Linked DNA regions of Homo sapiens: region 1 is linked to region 2. The links are chromatin contacts, found by Hi-C or POLR2A ChIA-PET in ENCODE. All regions are on one chromosome and are shown on one strand. Each heading gives the region's core, a stretch centred on a gene start or an enhancer-like site at or near the end of the contact. The rest is flanking DNA. Distances are from core to core; before and after follow the strand shown. Region 1 holds the start of ZBTB40 (zinc finger and BTB domain containing 40). Region 2 holds the start of NBPF3 (NBPF member 3).

Region 1 (7,804 bases), core at 1,777-4,276, 1.0 Mb before region 2:
AATTTGGTTATTCAGCAATATGTGTAACAACAACAAAAAGAAAATACCATAGCTATGAATACAGTTTCTCTTATTTAATCTGCACAACCCTTTGAGGAGGCACCATTATCCACATTTTCCAGGTCAGATAACTAATCTGTAACTTGCCCTTGGGCGTGCAGTTCTCTCAGTAGTAGCTGGGTTCACGGCCAGGGACTGAGCACAGGAGTGAACCACAGCACAGTGACTCCCTTTGAGTTCTCCAACATCTCACGTTGTTACCCACCTTAGTCTCTGAACCTGCTGAAAAGTTCTTCCTCCCAGCTTCGTCTCTCCCTTTCCCCTTCTTGCTAGACTGGTTCCTTGTCACTCAACAAGTTTCAGCTTAAACTGCCTTTCTTAAGAGAGGTTTTCCCTGACCACCCAGATAAAAAGTGAGTCTCCCAGGTTAGTGTCTCTCTCCGTGCTGTTTTATTTCCTTTAGAGCAGTTGCCACAATTTGGAATAACTTTGTTATTTCTTTACTGTCTTGACACTAGGCTTTAGCTTCCAGAACAGAGCCCCAGGTCCATCTTGCTCACCCTGGTAATCACAGGACCTAGACAGTGGTGCTTGGTACATGGAGACACTAAAATATTTGTTCGAGGCCGGGCGCGATGGCTCACGCCTATAATCCCAGCACTTTGGGAGGCTGAGGCGGGCAGATCACTTGAGGTCAAGACTTCAAGACCAGCCTGAACAACATGGTGAAACTCTGTCTCTACTAAAAACACACAAAAAATTAGCCGGGTGTCGTGGCACATGCCTGTAGTCCCAGCCATTCAGGAGGTTGAGGCAGAAGAATCACTTGAACCCGGGAGGCGGAGGTTGCAGTGAGCCGAGATTGTGCCACTGCACTCCAGCCTGGGCAACACAGCGAGACTCTGTCTCAAAAAAATAAATAAAATAAAATAAAATAAAAATTTGTTCAATGAATGACCTAGATTTGTTTACTTGGTATTTACCTGCAAACACCAGGTTGTGGGTACTGGCTAGCAGCTGAGGATAACAACAGTAAGGTGTGGTCCCTGCCCTTAAGGACCTCCTAAGCTAGTAGGAAAGACAATAAACAGATGGAACAATACAGGGTGTTCAGTGTGATCAGATTAGCTTCAGCTCTCAGCTGAATGCCTTAGCTATGTAACCTCGAACATCTCTCCGACGTGAGTTTGTTTCCTCTATGCGTAAAATGGTAATATTAATACTACTTATGTCATAGTATTGGTGTGAGGATTAAGTGATAGTCCATATAAATAAAGCACTTAGCACAGTACCTGGCACAAAATAATCACTCAGTAAATAGCAACTAATAATTTTATTATGATGATGCTATTACAGCTGTATTTGAAATTATCTTTGTCTACCTGTATACCACTTGTCCAAGCCCCACATAGAATTTAAATTCCATGGAAGGGCAGAAATCATATTTGTCTTGTTCACCACTGTATTTCCAGGAATTTGAAACGTCTCTGGTACACAGTAAGTGCTCAACAAACACTAAATGATTAATGAATGCATGCGTACATGCATGGGGTGTTCTGAAACCATTTGTTAAACCACTAATGAATAGCTAAGTTTGGGGACTACTGACATAGAAGAAAAGTGTTTATATTAGAAAGGAGGGGCAGAAGTTTGATGATTTAGCTAAGTAGAAAAAAATTTCACTGAGATTGTAATTAAATCTCCATTAACCATACAAAGATCTGGGTACAATTCCAGGGAAGAACAAACAATTCCAGGTAGAAAAGACTTGAAAGAATAAAATCCAAAGCAGTTTGACCGGTGCCATCAGGCAGGGGGCTCCCAGGGACAGGCTCAATTTGGCAGCCCTATAACCTAGTACACCTATACATATATTAACCACTCAGAACAAATTTCTTCCTCGTTTGTAAAATGGAAATACCATACTTACTTATAAAGCGTCGTCATAAAGTAGAACAACACTTGTATGAATATAAATAAAGCACCTGGTTCATTGCAGCACTGGCTGCATGGTACCAACGCTATTCAAAGCAGGAGAAACTCTGAATAGTCAGTAAGACCAGAAGGGAAGCCAGAGTGTTCTGTCAACTAAAGTGCTCTCGGTGCATCGCGCAGTTTTAACTCTTTTCCCACTCCAGAAGAACCGACGAGAGGAATAGCTGAATGACAACACTGATCCAATCTCCTTGTGTTTAGGGCAGGGGTCAGTAAACTTTTGCTGTAAGGGACCAGACAGAAATATTTCTGGCTTTGTGAGCCAGCCGATCAAAGCCAAGCAACGGCTGCGCAACTACTCAGCTCTGCCCTCTTGGCAGGAAAGCAGCCATAGACAATACATCAACAATGAACAGGGCCGTGTTCCAATAAAACTTCATTTATGGACTTGATTTCATAGAACTTTCGCAAATTACATGAAATATTCTTCCCCCTAACCATTTGCAACTGTAAACAAAGACCGAGAGGGGAAGAGAGAAGGGGGGCATGGATTAGGCCCAAGGCCATAGTCCGCTGACGCCCGGCGAAGGGACCTGAAGGGAGGGGGAGTGAGACAGCGACAAGAGGCCTCCGGACGGGCCGAGAGGGAGGTGCGGGGCGACAGCGAGCCCCAGGCGGTGTCAGGTCGGGCCTGGCGCCCTGAGTGGGTCCCCGCGGTCTCTCCCCTCCGCAGTCTACAGCAGAGCCGGCGCCAGGGGTGCGGACCGCCCCTGGAGGGGGCACGTCCGGGGTGTAGGTGAGGCGGCCGTGATTCGGCCGAGTCCCGCGGAGTTCGCCACGCGGAAGGGTCTGTATACACCCCTCATTTAGGGCGCACCCGGGCCCCCGCTGCAGGAAGGGTCTCCACGCGGAGTCCCAGCCCCGTTTCTATGGTTACCTGTTCAGCACCGATTCAAACTGCCGTTCTTTATTGACAGCGCCATAGAGGACACGAACACTCCTGCCCGAAGGGAACAATAAAGCTTTCGCCATTCAACAGCGCCGGAGACGCCAGAAGGCGGCCATCTTGAGGCCGGCGCGCAATGGGTATCAGAGGGGAGGGGGCGGCCCGACCTGCCCCACGCGCCGCGGTCACGTGCTGGGGGCGGGGCCTGCGTCACGCGCTCGCTCTCCACCTATGCTAGGACGGCGGGGGCCGGCTGGTTGCTAGGCTCTTCTCTGACCTCTGACCTTGGCCACTCCCTCCTTCCCTCCCCACACTTCCTAAGTAAAGTTTTTTTCTTTTTTTTTTTTTTGAGATGGGAGATTCGCTCTTGTTTCCCAGGCTGGAGTGTAGCGGCGCGATCTCGCCCCACTGCAGCCTCCGCCTTCCAGGTTCAAGCGATTCTCCTGCCTCAGCCTCCCGAGTAGCTGGGATTACAGGCGCGCGCCACCACGCCCTGCTAATTTTTTTTTTCTCTTCTATTTTTAGTAGAGACAGGATGTCACCATGTTGGCCAGGCTGGTCCCGAACTCCTGAGCCCAGATGATCCACCTGCCTCGGCCTCCCACCATGCCCGGCCCTAAGGAAAGTTCTAATGGAGCTCCGCAGTCTCGCTCCGGCAGCTCTAGGATTAGGATTTTGTTTCAAAGGAGGGCAAGGAAGTGAACACAAAAGGCTTCGTTTTTCCAAAACAACACATTCACGTGCGAGGCGGAGAGGCGACCTGAGCCGCGTCCCCAGCCCGCACTCTTTGTGGGACAGGCTTGGCGCTGGTGGGGCGCAGTGGGCTGAAGGCATCCTGGAGGCATCCTGATCCTGCCTCTCGCACCTCCCAATTTTGGGATTTAGGGGCTTTGGGATTTAGTCCTAGCTTTTCTTTTGCTCATTTTCCTTCTCACACACTATGCGTTCCCTGTTGAAGCGTCCCCTTGCCACCCTTCCTTACACAAACATTTAAATCAGATCCAGCAGTAACAAACTGAGTCACCTCCGCGCTGGCCCACTGAACACAGTCACCCTGTCACTGACATGCAGCCACTTTTTCTGTCCCTGACAGTTACGTGCCCAAATCCAGCCATCTTAGTGCAATGTCCAGCTTCCTCTGTGGTTATACCTTTTCCATCTGCAATGTCAATATTCAGTCGTTCTGAGAGCTGTCTCTGGCTGACTGACTCACCCCATCACCGTTTTACATCACAAATTCAATCTACTGGGCAGAACTGTCACTTGCATTGTTGCTGTCTCCCGGTCGATCATATTTACTGTCACTGTCTGACATGCAGCTACCGTCATTGACCATAAACTTCAAACGGTTCTGTTCAAAATAGCACTTTGTTTGCCCAGCTGTTGCCCTTTCTGTTGTTTTCACTGTCATTGTCATGCAGCCACTTTTGCTGCCACACAGTCAAGCCAGTATTTAACAGGCCCCTTCAGGGTACACTGTTGTCCTCATACCCTTGTGCCCAGTTAGTCACTTTCACTATTATACTCATGTCACCGTTACATTCAGGGTCGGATTTACTGTAGCTGTTATTTAGTCACTTTTGTAGTAACTGGAACCACGCCTACAGCTGTTGTGTCTCCTAAGCCCTCATTTCCACCAGCCTCACATTCTCTTTTAGTGGGAACATAGGGTTGCTAGATTTAGCAAACAAACACCTAGAAGGGTGCTTGGCACATAGTAGGTGCTCTAGAAATATTTATCGAGTTAATGGGATTACAGGTGTGAGCCACTGGGCATTTTGGGAGCATTTTGGGAGGCCGAGGCAGGCGGATCACCTGAGGTCAGGAGTTCGAGACCAGCCTGGCCAACATGGTGAAACCCCCGTCTCTACTAAAAATAGAAAAATTACCTGGGCATGGTGGCAGGTGCCTGTAATCCCAGTTACTCAGGATGCTGAGGCAGGAGAATCGCTTGAACCTGGGAGGCGGAGGTTGGAGTGAGCTGAGATCACGCCACTGCACTCCAGCCTGGGCAACGAGAGCGAGACTCCGTCTCAAAAAAAAAAAAAAGAGAAATATTTATCGAATTAATGGATTTTAAAAAACAGTATCATTGCCAATGTGCTGTATGTGAATGCAGATGGCTTGAAGCTCAGGAGTCTCAATAGGAATAAGTTTTCAGGCACCATCTGTCCCTCCTGTTCCACTTAACAAGACTTCAAATCCTATAGGGACTAAACGAAGAGAGCAAAAGAAAAGTGGCCACCAAGTGTACTCAGTTATTGGGACAGCAGTGACAAAGAAGAGGCTTTCTATAACTTTTTTTAAATGAATACATGCTTATTATAAAATATTTAGGAAATATGGAAAGGAATCTTTCCCTGGGGGGATTGTTTTAGACATCTCCCAACACACCCCACACATGTATCCACAGTCAGTGGATCAGTGGCTGCAGTTTCCCCATCACCATTTACTTAAGGTTTTGCATTAACAGAAGTTCTCATGGGGCTGACTTGCCTACAGTTCATGAACAACGACATACTGTCATGGAGAGCAATGGCTCTGGCTTCTGGCTGGTCATGATATGGAAGAATAAGAAGACAATGGCTAGACCTTCTAGACCTTGTAAGGGCCTCATCTCCCCACAGAGCTTCGACAGCTGCGGAGAAATAACCTGTGCTTCCCGATCACCAGAAGGACCCAAACCTTGACTTTGAGGGGGAGGGTTGAGAACTTTTCAACTTTTTTTCTACTTTAGAAAAGAGTGTTCCCATGCCACCACCCAGTGTAAGATGCCCGAGGTGCCTCTGCTAAACTGCCAGCTGTTTCCAGAGTGACTACTATATGCCAAGAACACTGAGGTCAACAAAACATGTTCCTGGCCGTAGTAAGAAATAACAACCGGCCGGCTGCGGTGGCTCACACCTGTAATCCCAGCACTTTGGGAGGCCGAGGCAGGCGGATCATGAGGTCAGGAGTTCAAGACCAGCCTGGCCAACATGGTGAAACCCCATCTCTACTAAAAATACAAAAAAAATTAGTTGGGCATGGTGGTGCTGGCTTGTAATCCCAGCTACTCAGGAGGCTGAGGCAAGAGAATTGCTTGAACCTGGGAGGCAGAGGTTGCAGTGAGCCGAAATCACGCCACTGCACTGCAGTCTGGATGACGGGGCAAGACTGTCTCAAAAAAAAAAAATTTAAAAAGAAAAAAAGAAATAACACAACCACCACGACTTCTCCTGCTAATAATAGCAATCATTTATCTCACTCTTTCTTCCAGGTACCATGCCAAGCCCTTTAATTAAATTATCTCATTTAATTCTTGTAACCACCTAATGAAGTAGGTAACATTTTTACCCCCATTTTATACAGGAGGAAACAGACTTAGAGGGCGTAAATAATTTGCTCAAAAAACACAGCTACTAAATAGTAGAGTTAGGGTTTAAACCTAGGAGGTCTGACTGCAGTCTGCACTTTTTTTCAACCTGTAGTAATAACTTTTGGGTTTTACAAAATAAATGTGTTTATTATAAAGAATTCAAGGATTACAGAAAAACACAAAAGAAAGAGTAAAACAGAATCGCTGTAAATCCTAGCACTTAGCAGCAACGTATCATTATAGATGAGAATTTCTCCCAACTCTGGGCATATTTACATGGGTTGATGGGGAGATAATAATGATAATAATGACAGCTTCCATGCAATAAGCACTATGTGCTGGACATTGTTTTAAGCACTTTCCATGAATTAACACATTTAATTTATTCCAAGAGAGATAGATCGATTGACATAATTTTATTAAAATGAACTCATTTGACATATTCAGGGTTCACATCAACAGCCAACCACCTGGTGATGTTTTTCCCCAAAGCTGGTTCTTTCCTCAGTTTTGCTGTCTTCTCTCCACATTCCAATCAAATTCTATGCCCAGAGTCCTTGGGCTGCAAAAGCTGAGTCTTTAAATAGCACCCTCTGCACAGCTGCTGTCCGGTCAAATGTCTCTGCTGTTCCCCAAGGCAGTGGTGTTATTTGTGGAAGTGAAGTTTGCTGGAGGCTCGACATATGCTTTTTATTTGTTCGAGTAGGTGTCTGGGCCTTGGCATTCACTTTCCTGGCTTTCTAAGTGTTAGAATTTCACTACCTTTTTTCCAGTCCAAATGAAGCTCAGTCTTCAGCTCTTGCCCAGTGGATACCAGACAGTCTCAGATGAGGCTGCTGTTGGAATTTGCCAAATGACTCAGAAGGGTCAACTGCCTGCCTGCTTATCCATCCCAGATGACAAATGCCGAGGAGGAGGGAGACTGCCTTGCTCCAGCAGGGCTGCCCAGACAACAGTAGCACTTCTGCGGGCCTGACCCTATGAATCCCTCGCCTTGGTTGCCCCTAAGGCAAAAGGCACTCACATTTAGAAGGATGGAATAGTTTCCACTGAGATGGCTCACAGGCCCGTCATATTTACCTGATCCAAAACTGGAGTGATGATTTCCCAGCCAAGCCTGTTTCTCCCCTCAGGGTTTCTAGCTCCAAGATGATAGCCCACCTGCCATTCTCTGCCCACTTGCTCAGGTCAGACACCTGGGAATTGTCACAGACATCTCTCTCTCTAACCGTCAACCACTCACCAAGTCTTGATTTCACCTCTGATACACTCTGTCCAGGTCCACAGCCAAAGTCCAAATCACCTTTACCTCTTAACTACTCTACTACCCTCCCCCTGCAACCACTTTTCATATCCTTTACAATGTTCTGCAGACAGCAAGCCAGCATGATCTTTCATTTCCTTTAGAATCAACTTTACCAAGGTATAATTTACATATAAAAATGTACTCATTAAAAATGGAATTTTGGCAAATATATGCACCTGTGTAACCATTACCAACCATATCAAGATTTAGAACTTTTTTTTTTTTTTTTGAGATAAGGTCTTGCTCTGTCGCCCAGACT
Region 2 (7,480 bases), core at 4,005-6,504:
AGGCTGTGGATATTTGTTCATTCATTTAACAAATACGTATTTAATATCTGTTTCATGCCAGGCAAGGCCCTGCAATGTTTAGGGACCTTGACATCTTCCCTTCACATCTGAGTTATAATAGAAAGAGGACTCTCTGACCCCACCGAGCTGGCAATGCCTCGGGATTTTTACCTGTTGGATCTCGCAGCTCTTGATGTCGGCCCACACCATGTGAGGCTGCTCTTGGTGCACCGAATGGGGAAGTTTCTACATCAGGGCCTCGGAGAGTCCACTGGAAGCCCTGGACAGTGGGAGTCAGTGGCATCCCCAGTGTGGAGGCCAAGAGCACACAGCACTGAAGCTCCAGATACCCTCAGGAGGACGGCAAGGGACAATTGGCTGGTGAGAGCCTGGGTCACCAGGAACCTTCGCCTGGGTCTAAACAGGATTTGCCTTCAGATTGCCTGTGAGATAAAAGAGAGAAATCAAGGTTAACATTGAGATTTGGGGCTTCGGCAACTTGAAGGATGGAGCTGCCATTTACGGAGACTGGGAAGACCCAGGGAAGAGCAGGTTGAAAGGTGGTGGGAACTAGAGGTGGTTGGGTTTCTGTCATATGTAATCAACAGTCCTGACCAGCCTGGGCAACATAGTAAGACCCCGTCTTGGAAAATAAAAAATGAAAAATAAGCTGAGCATGGTGGCACACACTTGTAGTCCCAGCTACTCGGGAGGCTGAGGCAGGAGGATTCCTTAGGCTGAGGCAGGAGGATTCCTTGAGCCTTGAGTTAGAGGTTAGTGAGCTATGATGGCACCACTGTACTCCAGCCCGGCGGGAAAAAAAATAGAGTCCTGACTAAATACTAGAGTAGCCAGGGAAGTTTTCACAAAGTAATATTTGAGGCAGATCTTAGTGAACAAGAATTCCATTATTTTTGTTAGGGAATTAAGAGAGTGTGGGTGTTGTTAGTTAATGCTTATTGAACTATCTTTGGAATCTCATCTACTGGTCTAGCTGGTCTATCTGTACACATATATTGTATATGCTGCCTCACTGAGCTTTCGCTAGGTTATACTACAGTAACAAAAGCCCCAAAATCTTAGCAGCTACACATACGAAGGTTTATTTTTCATTGACATTTCCTTTCATGGCAGGTTGACTGTGACTCTACTCTATACAGCTATTTTATTTGTTAGATGGTGAAAACTGTGATACTTGGAGATTGTTGAATATGGTATTAGTATGTTCATTCATTCATTCTTTTAAGAAATATTTATTCAATATCTGTTTCATGCCAGGCAAGGTCAAGTACTGAGAATACAGTGGTGAATAAAAGAGACAAAATCTCTAATTGCCGGTAGCTTATATTGAAAATCAGATTGAACACATACAAAATCATCATAATAACAACAATGAATACTATATTCATAAATAACAGCCGTAAGAGATTTTAGTAAATCTTTTAAATTAGAAAAACATAAAAATTATTAAAACTAAAATGGCCAGGTGTGATGGCTCATGCTTGTAATCCCAACACTTTGGGATGCCAAGGTGGGAGGATCATTTCAGCCCAGGAGTTTGAAACCAGTCTGGGCACTACAGGAAAACCCTGTCTACAAAAAGGAGAAAATTAGCCAGGCATAGTGGTGCATGCCTGTAGACCCAGCTACTAAGGAGGCTGAGGTGGGAGGACTGCTTGAGCCTGAGAGATCAAGGCTGCAGAGAGCCATGATCATACCACTGCACTCCAGCCTGGGCAACAGAGCGAGACACTGTCTCAAGAAAAAAAAAAAAATTATTCTATGTAGTCCTAAAACTATTATGTAGAATACTATTGTTTATATCACATCACGTGAGCCCTTTAAATGGCTTAACACTTATTTAGGGATGATCCATAAAGTTTTCTCGCTAATTAAGTATACCTAAGAACAATTAAGTATAAAAGTGTTACTGCCTTGACAGGAAGATTGTAAAAACTTCAAAAAGACAAATAAATAAAAGAGTCAAAACTGCAGCTCTGTGAGGCTCAAATAACATCTAATTGAAGTCACAGTGAACCTCTAGCAATCATTCTGAACACCATATAATTCACTTAATACATTTTGCCTGAACGCCCAACACATCTGAATTACCAACACCTGTATGTAGCCAAGAAACTGACAATCATTTATAAATTATCACCTATGACTCCATCTGCTCTATGCACTTATTTTTTAAATTTTATTCATTTATTTATTATTTTTATCTTTTGTAGAGACAGGATCTCACTATGTTACCCAGGTTGGTCCAGAAACAGAAACAGACCCACACTAATTTCATAAATCAGATGACCATACAGTCAATCGATTTATGAAGAAAAGTGCCACATGGTGCAGAAGGAAAAGGATGGTCTTTTCAATAAATGGTCCTGGATAAAGCAGACACATCCATGTAGTAAAAAGTGAATCATAGCCAGGTGGGGTGGCTCACACCTGTAATTCCAGCACTCTGGGAGGCTGAAGCGGGCAGATTACTTGAGCCCAAGAGTTCGAGACCAACCTGGGAAACATGTTGCAACCCCATCTCTACAAAAAATACGAAAATTAGCCAGGCATGGTGGCACATGCCTATAGTCGCAGCTACTCAGGAGGCTGAGGTGGGAGGATCACTTGAGCCAGGAGATGGAGGTTGAGTGAGCTGAGATCCTGCCACCACACTCTAGCCTGGGCAATAGAGTGAGGCCCTGTCTGAAAAAAAAAAAATGCAAAAACTGAAATAAAATTGTTATAAGGTTAACACAGAAAAATGTGTTCATACTCTTAGGTTAGGCATTGATTTCTTAAAGATGACATGAAAAGCAGTAACCATAAAGGAAAAGATTGATAAAGTATAATTTCATTAAAATTAAGAATCTCAGGCCGGGTGCAGTGGCTCATGCCTGTAATCCCAATCCTTTGGGAGGCCGAAGCAGGTGTATCACTTGAGCCTAGGAATTCCAGACCAGCCTATGCAATGTGGCAAAACCCCATCTCTACTAAAAATACAGAAAACAGCTGAGTGTGGTGGTACTCCCCTGTAGGTCCCAGCTACTTGGGGGCTGAGGCAGGGGGATCATCTGAGCCTTGTGAGGTCAAGGTTGCAGTGAGCTGTGATTGTGCCACTGCACTCCAGCCTGGGCAATGGAGTGAGATCCTGTTTCAAAAAGAAAAAAAACAGAGAATCTCCATTCATGAAAAAACAACATAAAAGAGTGAAAACGCAAGCTACAGATTGAAAAAAGGGAAATGCAATACATATAAATCCTAGAAAGGAGGCATATCCAGAATAAAGTATTACAAATCAACAGGAAAACAAGCATATCAATGAAAACTGGATAAAAAGGTTTAACAGGCATGTCACAAAAGAAGACACATAAATGGCAATAAAAGATACTCAATCTCAATGAAACCACACTGATATATTACTGCACCCCTACTAGAATGGCAAAATGATTTTTAACTGACAGGCATCAGCGAGGATGTGGGGTAACCAGAATATCCTTGCTAAATGGTACAACCACTTTGGGAAAATGTTCAACAATATGTAATACTAAAGTTTTATCATTCATATACCTCTAAAACCAACAATGCCACTCCAAAAATATACTCCAGTCTAGTAATGTTCTATTTCTTGATCTGTGGTGGTTCACTTGGTCAAAATTCATTACTTTTTTTTTTTTTTTTTTTGAGATAGGCTCTCACTCTGCCATCCAGGTCGGAGTGCACTGCCATGATCACGGCTCACTGCAATCTCAACCTTCCGGGCTCTGGTGATCCTCCCACCTCAGCCTACCGGGTAGCTGGGACTACAGGCACACACCACCACACACAGCTAACTTTTGTATTTTTAGTAGAGATAGGGTTTTGCCACATTGCCGAGGCTAGTGTGGAAATCCTGGGCTCAAGTGATCTACCCACCTTGGCGTCCCAAAGTGCTGGGATTACAGGTGTGATCTACTGCGCCCGGGCCCCCTGCACATTTAAAATTGTGAACTTCTTCTGTATACTTCAGTAACTTTTCCAAGATTTCTTTGACGCAAAGTTATCAGAAATCTTAAAGCCAGCATTTCAGAATAGAAAAAAATAGCTTCTGGTTCACTAGTGAAATTTTACTAATAAAATTTAAAAACAAAAAGAAAGCTACTAACGCATATCAGCTCCAAACAGATTAAACACTACCAGCAGATCTTTAACTTCGTGAAGCACTGGGATTCATTCCTTTGGCAAAGAAAGGATGAACAACACCGTAACCCAAAGAAAAGGTACCACTGCCAGAAAAGACTTCTTTTCGAAAGCAGCTCTAGCAGCAAAAGACAGAAGGAAAGCAAGGAAACTAGGCCAAACGTCTTGGTTAACTCTTCGGTGAAAGGACGCCACATGAGATGATGATCTAAGAAGCCAGAAAGACAGACAGACAGGCACAGGGAAACCACAGCAACTCCTCGGAGTGCAAACAGCAACCCCACAATCCAACCTAGCCGAAATCCTGCGGTTCATTTGAGGCTTGCCCCGCTAGTCAGGAGGTGATTCAGTGATGGCTACAAACGCTCCTCATGTGCATCCTGGACCTGGCACACCTGGCTTGCCCATCACCAGCCTGGAGACACCGCCAGGAGCAGAAGCCCGGAGGCCAGTAAAGACCCCAACTTTGCAAGTCAGGGGCGCGAGCGCTCTCGCCTCTCAGGCCCGCAGAGGGAACCGATTTCCGGCCTCGAGGGTGGGGTGCGGAGTCAGTGTCCTCTACAGGATATAGGAGGACGTGCCCCCGAAGCTGCTCCGTCCCTCCACCCCCTGGGATGCCACAGAACACCCGCCAGCGAGTTTCTTCCCCAGCGCCCACGAGAGCTGGGCTGAGGGCGGCAGCGGCAGGCGAAGAATCCAGCGCGGGGAACTCAGCCCCCGGCGGTGCACGACCCCCCACACCCCCCACCTCCCACCCGCCCCCGCGCTCGCGCAACAAAACTTGCGACGGCCGCGCCTCGACCCAGGTGTGCGCCCGCCGGTCCCGGATTCACCGCCCGTCCAGCCTGGCGCGGCGCCCTCACCTGAGAAACGCTGGGTGGACTTCGCCGTAACTTCCCATCCAGACGGCGGCCCGCAGCCGCGCCGCCGCGCCTCGGCCCAGCTCCTGGCGCCGCAGGTTGCCAGTCCCGCGTTCCCAAAAGCACCGCGCGCAGAAGCTCACTCAGTCTCGGGATCCTCACCTACCCATCCCAGTACCGCCGCTGTCTCAACCGCCACCCAACCCCTCGCCTGTGCCTGCGCCTGCGCCTGCGCCTGCAGCCCACTGGCTCCTCAGGGTCCGGATGGGCCGCGTCAGGAGAACCCAAGGCGCAGGCGCGGCGGGGCCTTAAAGGGACTCGGCGGCCTCTACTGCACAACAGGTTCGAGCAGGTTAGGGGCCCTGCGGGCCGAGAAAAGGAGTAACCTAGGTGATGCACCGAGTGCAGCTGGGACGGGGAATCCCTCTCTGCCCTCCGCGTCTCTCTCAAAGCACCAGCCCTCGACCCTCCAAATCGCTGATTTCCCCGGCCACTTGAACCGCCCCTGCCAGGTTAAAGAAGCAGAAGACACACCCCCTCGGAGGCCCGGAGCGTCCCCGCGTGCCCACACGGATTTTATTTTTTTCTGAAAAGATGGTACATTTACATGGTTCGAAATTCAAATAGGGCCAGGCGTGAGCCCTGGAGTTCGAGACCAGCCTGGACGAAAAAGAAAGAGCCCCGTATCTATTAAAAAAAAAAAATCAAATAGTACAGAAAATTGTAAAGTTAAAATAGGCATCTTTTCCATTCCTGTCTCCCAGTCTCACCCTGTAGGCAATCTGTGGGATGCTGTTCCTGTGAATCCTTCCAGGGATATTTTATGTACGTTTTCGCTTTTTTTATTTTTATTTTTTTTTTTGAGATAGAGTCTTGCTCTCGTTGCCCAGGATGGAGTGCAATGGCATGATCTTGGCTTCCTGCAACCTCCACCTCCCAAGTTCAAGCTATTGTCCTGCCTTAGCCTCCCAAATAGCTGGGATTACAGGTGCCCACCATCCTGCCTGGCTAATTGTTGTATTTTTAGTAGAGACGGGGTTTCACCATGTTGGCAAGGCTGGTCTAGAACTCCTGACCTCGAGTCTTGCTCTGTCACCCTTGCTGGAGTGCAGTGGCACAATCTCAGCTCACTGCAACCTCTGCCTCCCAGGATCAAGCGATTCTCCTGCCCCAGCCTCCCGAGTAGCTAGGACTACAGGCGTGTGCCACCACACCCAGCCTCCCTTCCCATTTGGCACGTGCCAGCCACGTGCCAAGTCCCAGGCCCCAAACTGGTTAGGGGTCAGGAAGAGCGTTCCAAAGAGCTCACACAGAAGTTCAATCCTATCTCTCCACCAAGGTGGGCGACACCATGGGGCTGCAATGCCTGCTTTTGTGCTTTTCAGGCACCTCCCCCAGTGCTGCCAACTGCCCTTCTGAAGGGCCTGTGTTTGCCACCCTCTGCCTTCGCACTAATTTGCTATTTCTAATCTGCTCTGGGCCAGGAGAACAGATAAAACTAGGGCCCTCAATGGTTTAGAGTTTTATAGTTCACCAAGTGCTCAAGGCACATTATCTTCTGTGAACCTCACCCCAGGCCCTAGGGAAAGACAGATCAGGACGAGCCACGTGACTGTGCAGGTCATTTAAGTTTTCATTCTCCTACCTCTAAAATGCTGAAAATAACAGGAACGACTCCATAGGACTGGTGTGAGGATTAAATATCCATGGACTGCTTAGAACAGGTCCAGCATATAGTGGCAATAACAATATTAATGAGAGCTAACATTCAGTGAGCACTTAGCATGTTCCAAAATCTGTTCTGTTCTAAGTGCTATATATAGAACAGCTTATTTGATCCTCAAAAGAAAGCTACATTTTTAAGTATCATTACTTCCCCTATCCTACAGATGAGAAAAATGAGGCATGGAGAAGTGATTTTCTAAAGATCACAAAACTGGGCTGGGCACAGTGGCTCAACCTGTAATCCCAGCACTTTGGGTGGCCGAAGCGGGTGGATCACCTGAAGGCAAGAGTTCCAGACCAGCCTGGCCAACATGGTGAAACCCCCGTCTCTACTAAAAATACAAAAATTAGCCAGACATGGTGGTGCACGCCTGTAATTCCAGCTACTCGGGAGGCTGAGGCAGGAGAATTGCTTGAACCCAGGAGGCGGAGGTTGCAGTGAGCTGAGATCATGTCACTGCAATCCAGCCTAGGGGACAGAGTGAGACTCCATCTTAAAAATAAATAGCCCAGGCATGGTGGCTCACGCCTGTAATCCCAGCACTTTAGAAGGCCCAGGCGGGAGGATCACCTGAGGTCGGGAGTTCAAGACCAGCCTGACCAACATGGAGAAACCCCATCTCTACTAAAACTAAGAATTAGCCGGGGGTGTTGGTGCATGCCTGTAATCCCAGCTACTCGGAGGCTAAGGTGAGAATTGCTTAAACCTGGGAGGC

Evidence for each region. A loop is a pair of places that touch in the nucleus more often than their neighbours do. ChIA-PET counts read pairs that join two places held with the same protein, here RNA polymerase II (POLR2A). Pooled maps may share reads with other maps.
Region 1: a map of naive thymus-derived CD4-positive, alpha-beta T cell shows a loop between it and region 2 (4-fold over the local background). The contact joins the promoter of ZBTB40 here to the promoter of NBPF3 in region 2. A Hi-C loop is called at or near these places in 1 of 168 maps with a recorded cell type or tissue (naive thymus-derived CD4-positive, alpha-beta T cell) and 5 of 50 pooled maps. POLR2A ChIA-PET finds 5 or more read pairs at or near these places in 1 of 52 experiments (MCF 10A).

What each region holds. Positions count from the first base shown.
Region 1 is chr1:22,447,073-22,454,876 of GRCh38, reverse strand. ZBTB40 (zinc finger and BTB domain containing 40) reads right to left here and starts at 3,026. Exons shown (of 18, transcript NM_014870.4): 1 at 2,873-3,026. RefSeq lists silencers at 2,543-2,632, 2,973-3,172, 3,487-3,781 and enhancers at 2,743-2,822, 2,536-3,097.
Region 2 is chr1:21,437,911-21,445,390 of GRCh38, reverse strand. NBPF3 (NBPF member 3) reads right to left here and starts at 5,254. Exons shown (of 15, transcript NM_032264.6): 1 at 5,043-5,254; 2 at 172-443. The coding sequence starts at 304. RefSeq lists silencers at 4,341-4,635, 5,601-5,650 and an enhancer at 4,610-5,120.